2 separate regions of the Mus musculus genome follow, and region 1 is linked to region 2. A link is a loop called in an ENCODE intact Hi-C map of the cell type or tissue named here. Cell type or tissue: heart. All regions are shown on one strand. Links, peaks and the distances in the headings refer to the core of each region. The heading gives the core; the rest is flanking DNA.

Region 1 (4,394 bases), core at 327-4,326, 64 kb before region 2:
CGCTTACTATAAAGCCTTGCCCCACAGACATTCGGGGCTCCCCCACTACCAAAACCATCCTGCATGATGGCAATGCATTGAGGGGGCCCTGAGTTAGCTTAAATAGAATAAAGACCCTACTGTGAGTTGGATCAGACCGGCTCCTGTCTATTTGGGGGAGAGGGGATCACTAGCATTTCCCTGGCACCACACACACACACACACCTTGGAGAGCTATGCTGAGGCAAGGCTCCTCAACCTTTCTACCACCTTTGAGCAAGGAGATCTCACTGCGAAGGAGAAATGGGTATGAACAATGATTGACAGGAGAGGGTCAGCTGATCAGGCATACTGGATTTTTTTTTTTTTTTTGTTCTGTTTCTTTTGTCTTGTTTTTCTTTCCCTGAGTTCTGCAAATACTTGAGAGTCTGAGTTGCTTTTTGGCCTCCCGTCCCTAAAATAATGGTTCCCAAATGTCAGTGCAAGAATCAAATAAATAACCACCGCTTGCTAAACTCTCAGAATAATCCGTGCAGTTTGCCAAGGAGAGTCTGGGCTGACAACTGGGCTAGGGGTGGCTCTGCTGTAAAGATCAACCTGTGCAACCCTGCCCTAGGAAAGATATCTCTGGTTTTCAGGTCACAGGGTAAAGGACTTCACAACCCAGCTTTCCCCTCAGTCACTGTACTGACCGCGGTGACCTCTACTGGGTTAATGATCAAACCATCCAGGCAAAACCACAAAGACAGACCATGCCCACTGCCTTCCGTCTCAACTGAGAAAAGTAACTTAGAGAAAAGAATCTACAGATAGGGCGATTATCCCCACATACAGAGCCCTCACAGGAAGGAAAGTTCCTGGCAGGTGCTACCGGGGATGTCTCCACTGCCAGAGGACAAAGGGAAAACTCACCCCTCAACTATTAGCTTTCTTAGTTTCCCAATTGAAATAAACTTCATCCGGGTACTGAGAACATGAATCCAGTGTGCTTAGCCATCAGCTAACAATGCCCAAGGCGGGGAGGGTGGGGGGAACCTTCAGAATATTTAACCTTTTACAAGTTCCTGATTCCTGAACCATGGGTTGCCATTTTAGTTAAAACTTGAAGGGTTTTTGGAATCAGTGCATTGAGTAATATGAGGAAAACTTTAATTTCATGTTTTCTTCTGTCAACTACAGTAGGTCTCTGCTCCCTGTGCTAATGTTCAATTACAGAGCACCTTAATTTCCTTAAATAAAATAAGCCTGGTGAATAAAGAGAGACTTGCACTCATCTGCTTCATGTCCTTGGTCTTAAGGCAGGGAGGAGAGAGGCTCGGAGAGAGTGGGCATGTTTGCAGAGCTGGGGCTCAATCTAGGAACGGCCCAGAGCCTCCACTCACCTCTCCTCCCAATTCAACAGAGCCCTAGCCAGTGAAATGGAGTCAGGGCCTGCACAGAAGTGTGATTGCATGCCTGCTCAGCAGCAGTCCCAGCTTGTTTCTGTGAGACACTCCTTCAGTGAGTCTTCAACTACCAGGACATAAACCAACAAGGGCAGAGGACATGGGGACCTGTGCTTGAAAGACAACACACAGGCACTTAGCAACTGGCTTAGGCACTGGAGAAGTCCCATCCTAAATGAGGAAGGGCCAGAGGCAAGTTTATTTCAACCACACAGGTTCTTCTAGAACTGAAGGCCAAGGTGGGGCAGAGGGCAGAAGGATAAGCCAAATTCCACTAAAAATCAGTTATCTCTTGTTTTAAATCCTGGGACTATTTAACATATCACCTCTCCCTCTTTGTCTCAGTTAATATTCCTCCCCCCTCCCCCCTCTCTCTTTCCCACCCTGGTGGGTTGTTGGGGGGGGGGGGATGTGACAGGGGATGGGATGGGACAGATAAGACAGTCCAAGATGTCTACCAAGCTCTCCAACTGCTTCTGTTTTCTCATAGAAATCTAACATGAGTCCTCCATCCTTGGAAGGGTTAGAGAGTCCACGCTAAGGGCAGGAAGAAGCCTGCACAAGTGCCTAGAGCCCACACACACACAGCCCACCTCCTCCCTCTCTTCTTCGCCTCTTGTACTCTGGTTGAAGTATTTCATAAATAGCTGGAGCTGAGGGCAATAAAGAGCTAAAAATACCAGCACTGAGGGTTTCTAACAGCAAACGGTGCAGCCAAGTCACGGTGAAGGAAGCCTGGAACTGCAGGGGGAATCAGCAAAATTCTCTAGATAAAAGTCGGGGTTCGGGGGTTGGAGGGGACGCCAATGGAGGGAGGAACGAACACATCTTCAGACTGGTCATCTGAGACAAATGCATCCACACGAGAACAAAAGACATTACCAAAAAGAGACACAAAGCAAGAAGCATTTGGAGGACCAAAAAGAAAAAAAAAAAAAACTATGAAAACTCAAACTGCGGCAGAAATTAAAGTCACCAGCAGGCTTGAGCCATCCAATTCCGGGTATGCTCATTAAGTTGGATCAAGAGATCAAAGAGCAATCGTGCAAAGTGTGGGAGCCAATATCAGATGACAGAAGTATTCACAAGCTGAGATAGAGAAAGAAAAAAAAATCCCAGCATATAACACTTTTTTTTTCTTTCTAGAATTAAAGGCTATTTTGCTCCCCAAATTAAACTTTCTCCCCCCCCCCCAAAAAAAGTGGTCAGGCGTGGTGGTGCACACCTTTAATCCCAGCACTTGGGAGGCAGGCCGATTGCTGGGAGTTCAAGGACAGCATGGTCTATATGGGGGTCTCACCCTGTGGTCCTCAGCCCCTTTGGGGTCTGACTGACCCTTTCCCAGGGTAGAGTATCAGATATTTACATTACAATTTTAACTGTAGCAACAAGAGAGTCATGAAGTAGCAACAAAAATGATGTCTGGCTGGGGGGTCAGCACAACATGAGGAATATATGAAAAGGTCACAGCCCTGGGAAGCGTGGGAACCATTGGTCTACATAGTCAGTGAGTTCCAGGTCAGCCAAGGACAACAGTTAAAAAAAGAAAAGGAAAGGCCGGCCAGAGCGAAGGATCTGCTAATGTTTCCACATGTTAACAGGATCTAAATCAGGACTCAAAAAGAAAAGCCCACAAAATCCCAGAGGAAAGGGTTTATATACAGAAGATCAGAGTCTGATGCATAGAACTTGTCAAGAACTAGCTGGAGAAACATCCTTGAGTGCAAGGTCATCAGTTAAAATCCAGGAAGAGGAAGGCATTTTCAGACGTGTCTCTTCCATCTCTGCAACTCCAGCCTTCCTCTGTGAGGCCCTGGGAAATGTGTCCATGGAACACTCAACCAACAGGAAAGACAACACATAGCAAGGCCCTCCTACAAGACAGAGCCTAAAGGAGCTGGCAGGAAGGTGCTAAGTGGAAACCATTCTCTGCCCTGAGAGCAATGGAAGGTTCCAGAGGCTCTTCCTCCAAAGATGACCTTGACAGAATCCCTGTGTGGCTGGTTATATCGAAGAGAGATTTACAACTGGTATAGAATTTGAGGTTGAATTATTCATAACTATATCAAAGATTAACAATGAAAAAAAAGTCAATATTGGCCGTGCAACCTAACCATGAGAGGCAAAAGTAAATCAAACTATATTAAACGGTTCATCTGTGGAGAAGATTCCACAGTTGCAATAAAGTAAACACTGGATATTGATCTCATCCAAATTACAGTACAATTACAATATGATTACAGCTGGCAAAAAAATGAGAACTGAGAAGCAAGGGGCAGGAGGGGATGAAAGCAAACTAAATGCTGGCACCAAAGGATGGTGCCTAAACCTGAGAAACAGATAAGTTACAGTGTCAGTGTGTGGATTAGAAAGGCACACCTGATACCCCCTGACAGCTCACAACTGCCTGTAACTCTAATTCTAGGGGAAGCAGATGCCCTCTTTTGTCCTTCAGGACACAGTACACATAAACTCATGTAGGTATATACATATTCACACACAGAACAAATAAACAAACACGTTTTTACAAAAAGGAAGAAAGAGTTCATTGGTAGAGCACTTGACAAGCAGACGTACACTCTGGGGTCAATCATCAAGCCTAAGAAAATAAAGAGAGAGAGAGTGCATGCTCACTTCAAACATCTCATGAGAGCCAGTACCTACAATATGCCGGACCCTACGCTACATGCAAAAGATGTATCAGTGTACCAACCATAAGATGTTCCTTTGTGGGAACTCACTCTGCTTAGAGAAAAGAAGGACATTAACAGGTTGCTATGTCAGACTATATCTCAGGTAACTATTTGGGGCAGGGTGGGGAAAGGAACGACATCTGAAACCTGAAAGAATGGGACAGAAGTTGACTGTGGGGAAAAAGAAAAGCTTTAGGGGAGGAGGGGAGACCGATGGTGCAATCGCAGAAAAGGTTTGGGTGTGCTCACGACAATGCCTTGGGGTCAGTCACCAAGA
Region 2 (4,394 bases), core at 128-4,127:
ATGCACAATGTGGCCTTGCTCCTTAATCTAGAACTATTGGTTAAATAGAGATGTCAACAGCTAATAGCTAGGCTGAAGAGACATGGGTGGGGTTTGGGGTTCCTGGGCTTGGGGTCTGAGGAGACCACGAAAAGAGAGGAAGGTAGGGAGAGGAGAAGACACCATGGGGTACCATGGCTGTGAGGGCTAGCCAACTGGAGTTGAGAGCAGCCCAGATGGAATATGGTAAATCATAACTCTGTTATTGATAGGAAAATTGATTTTGATAGCATAGAAGGTAGATATCTGGCCAGCTTTAGTACTGATAAAGGCATGTTGTAAATTAAAGGTTGTGTTTGTCTTTTATCTGGAAATCGAATAACCAAAGGTGGGGTAGAAGCCTCTGACTGAGATTACATATTTTCTACAACAGTCAGCAGCCAATCTCACCGATAAACAGAAGAGAGCTTCACTATCCCCCTACTAGAGTAAGTGTAGACGTGGGCATGGCCACGGTTGGACCAACTGGGTTGTATATTTTGAGCTCACTGAGAAATAAAAATTAGCAGAATTTTATAGACTCTTTGAAATCAAATTACAAAAGAAACAAAACAGAAGAAAAGGTCTTGTAGAATAGGTAATCTAGGTGAATGCACGGTGAGTTATTAAGTCCAAAGTTCCCCAAAGGCAGCTCTATAAATATTTCCGAAAAAGATACGGAGCACAGACTTTATTACTACCAAAGCTACAGCCGGTGGCAGCTGACAGTGTGCTGCTGCTGGTGGTGGTATGAGTGGGTCAGGAGAAGCAAGCCCCAGTCCTCCAAGGTGCAGGGGACATTATCACTGTTTAGTGGCATCCCGTGTAAGCAGAATTCAATCTGTTACTGGTTTCTATATTAGAAACTCCAATGGAAATATTTTTTCATGGGGAAGTATATTCTGTATTTCATCCTTTTTTTTTTTTTTTTAAACGGTTGCATGCCCCCTAAGGAATAATGGAAGTGTCTTATTCAAACTGTTCACTCCTGAAAATGAAAGTGCTCTGAAGAGGTGGGAAGAGCTTTTGTCTCCTGTTGGCACAAGACTTCTTTATCTTCTTTTGTATGTGTTTCGCTGATAGGCAAGACAGTGCTTCAGTAGAAGTTAGAATTATAGCCTAAAATATCTACTCAAACACAGTACTTTGTCCCCATTTTGACTCATTTCCAGTTGTGCTCAATCGTTGGCAGGCACGCTACTCCTTTCTGCACCGTGAAAGACATCTTTCGTCTCTTTGACCCTCTATTGCATTACCCTGGTGATATCTGTAGCCAGGAAAATGCTAGCATTTTCTCTAGCAGGGAGAGGAAGACATAAATATTTGATCTCAGATCAGCGATGTGTGTAATTGTTACTATAGAGAGAACCTTTGATTGCTGCCCAAATCTAGAGGTCTATTAAAATTTAATTTCTAGGTCTTCTCTTCTTTGCTCTAAAAATCAGAGTATTTCATAGTGTAGAAATTAACTCTTCCTTCCCTGTCCCTGTACCCACACTCCTCTGCATTTCATTGAGCGAAGAAATGCCAGTCGCTTAAAGATACGGGACTTAGGAATTAGAGAGCGAGTCCTTCAAAGAGTGCTGGTAACCTCAGGAAAGAACAACTAAGGGGGAATTGTGAGTTGTGAGTTTTTTCTAGAAATAAGCATAAAAAACAGAATAGACTATCGTTTGTATAACGTTTGCTTATTAATATTGCTAGCATTTTTTTTAAATCCTAGAAAAGCACTCTCAGGGCTGGAGATATAGCTCAGCAGTTAAGCACACTTGTTGCTCTTACAGAGAGGCCCTAGGTTCCATTTCCAGCATGCACATGGCAATTCACAACCATTTCTAACTCCAGTTCCAAGAGCGAATCTGGTGCCCTCTTCTGGCCGCCATGAGCATGGCATGCATGCTGTGCCCATGTATACACGCAGGCAAAACACTCATATGCATACTATAAAACAAGTCTAAAAAAATAAAGCACCATGGGAAAATTATAGGAATGTCTTAAAAAAAAAACTTGACAGGAAATCAGTTTATTAGCTCAACTTCAAAATTTTTTCTAAAGGAATGAACCGAATCTGGAAAACTAGTTTCATAGCAATTAGATATCTAGCAAAAAAAAAAAAAAAAAAAAAAAAAAAGGAAAGACAATCTAAAGCAATAGAAGTATAATATCCGAGGTTTTCCCTTTTCATACTTACAATTGTAAGTGGGATTTGGCTATTGGCCAGTTCATTGCATTATATCCAGATGAGTGAAGACGTAAGGGAGACTATAATCCTGGAGCTTAATTTTATTCATTATTTCCAAAGTCTCTCAGCTGTACTCAGCGCTACAGTGAGAACACAATTGGCCGGTCCACCTTTAGCCCTTTTCTGTCTTCTCCCCTTCTATAGGCGGGGGCTGGACTCTTAAAGGGCTACTTACAGAGCTTAGTGAGGTACAAATGTAAGTGGCCCAAGAGTGGCCTCCGCATCTGTTTCCAGATAACCCAAGACTGCCCGAAAGGTAAACGAAAGTAGGGTATATTTAGAGCATCCAGGACCTAGGATTTTCTTGGCATGCCTCAGTAACTGGAGAAGTGAGATCTCAGGAGCCGAATTGTAAGTTAGGAAATAAGATGCTGTTGTCAAGTGACCGGAAGTTCAATACCAGTTATATCACTTATTTGGTGTGAAAAGGCTCAAGGAAAGTGTTCAATGCTTGTAAGGATTTTTTTTTTTTTTTAGACAATGTGACTCAAGTTAGGGAAAAGGAGCCTCAGCTAAGAACATGACTCCATCAAATTGGCCTGAAGGCAAGTCTATGGAGCACTTTTTAAATTGGTGATTGACACGGAAGGGCCCAGCCCATTGTGGGCGGTGCCACGCCTGGGCCGGTGGTCGTGGGTTGTATAAGAAAGCAGGCGGAGCAAGCCATGGTGAGCAAGGCAGCGCTCTTCCATGGCTTCTGCATCAATCCTTGTCTCCAGGTTCCTGCCCTGACTTCCGTCATTGATGGGCTTGTGACACGGAAGTAAGTAAATAAGCTTTTCTCTGTCCTTGGCTGCTTTGGGTAGAGCTGTTTACCACAGTGATAGAAAGCAAACTCGGACAGATGGGACGCTCCCCAGACCGCAGCTTCCTCATCCATCTGATGAGAAGAACAAAGCTTTCTAGAACCGCTAAATGGAGCAGAGTCTGTAGAATGGAAAATGGCCAGAATCGACTGTTGATGACGGCCTCATTCTCATAATGATTTTAATCCTCGGCATTTGAAATATCATTCTATTTTAATCATAACGACAGCCGTGATAGCCTAATGGTTTCGCTGGGCATTTTTCTGGGAAAGAAGGCTAAGAGAATGTACTCTTCCGGTCTCTGTATTCTACTGACACCGCAACCTTCCAACACAGTGCTGTTCGATTCTGTGAGCCACCACAGTAATAGGCACACAGCATCCCTCGGCAGGTACCCCAGAGGGTCACTGTAATCCCGGGCCTGCTGTTCACGTTCCTAGCATGCTATGGTGGAGTTAGTCAGGTAATTGGGCAATGAGGGACCTTTTGGAGGCCTGAGCCATCTTTCTGAGACTGGCTTAATTCAATCATTATGGTTATCTATAGGTACATCCATTTTTTTTTTTTTTTTTGGTATGACATAGCTCTATTCTTTATGGGAGAAAAAGAAAAAAGAATCCTACTGTGTGTATATACCATATTTCCTTTACTTCTCCATCTGGGATTGCTCCGCCCCAGGTTGCTTCTATAACTTAACTACTGTGAAATGTGTTGTGATAAACATTGACATGCAAGTGTGGCATTTGATTTGGATCTGTTGGGTGACACCAAGCCTGCTTGGGTTACACGGAAGGTCTGTTCATAGTTTCTAAAGGGACCTGTAAACTGATTCTGTAGTGGCTGGACTAGCTTACACTCATCAATAACATAGATTGGCTTCTTTTTGTCTTTATCCTACTTGGTACTTACTGTCTCCATTCCAATGATTGCTTATTTGCTAGTTTAGTGCCGTTGTGTGCCATGGTACAGGTGTGCCGTGGTATAGGTGTGCTGTGGTATAGGTGTGCCATGGTACAGGTGTGCCATGGTACAGGTGTGCTGTGGTATAGGTGTGCTGTGGTATAGGTGTGGAGGTCAGAGGACCACTTGCAGAAGTTGGTTTTCTCCTTCCACTGTGTAGGTTCCAGAGATCAAACTCAAGTTGTCAGATTTGTCAAAGGTGCCCTGGTCCACTAAGCCAACTTGGCCATGATATAAGTTTTCTCAATAACTTGCCATTCGGACTGGGATAAAATGAGATTTCAATGTAGTTTTTATTTATAGTTTTCTGATGGGTGGTGATGTTGAGGTTTTTTTTTTTTCATGTGGTTATCGGTCATTTGTTTTTC

Evidence for each region. A loop is a pair of places that touch in the nucleus more often than their neighbours do. Peaks named below come from ENCODE experiments on the same cell type or tissue, not always from the same donor. Only the 100,000 strongest peaks of a DNase experiment are listed, where the experiment ranks them.
Region 1: a loop joins it to region 2, with 2.2 times the contacts of the local background. A loop is called at or near these places in 1 of 42 quality-filtered maps.

The regions. Positions count from the first base shown.
Region 1 is chr15:95,834,893-95,839,286 of GRCm38, reverse strand. The region is part of intron 1 of Ano6 (anoctamin 6); the gene reads right to left. Among named protein-coding and RNA genes, the nearest start is that of Gm17546, 7.0 kb to the right of the region's middle. In heart, for the core only: a CTCF peak has its summit at 2,438; DNase peaks (open chromatin) are centred at 2,996 and 3,106; H3K4me3 peaks cover 668 bases; H3K27ac peaks cover 2,785 bases.
Region 2 is chr15:95,771,168-95,775,561 of GRCm38, reverse strand. No RefSeq gene overlaps it. Among named protein-coding and RNA genes, the nearest start is that of Ano6, 17 kb to the left of the region's middle. In heart, for the core only: a CTCF peak has its summit at 1,896 (motif pointing left); a DNase peak (open chromatin) is centred at 1,870.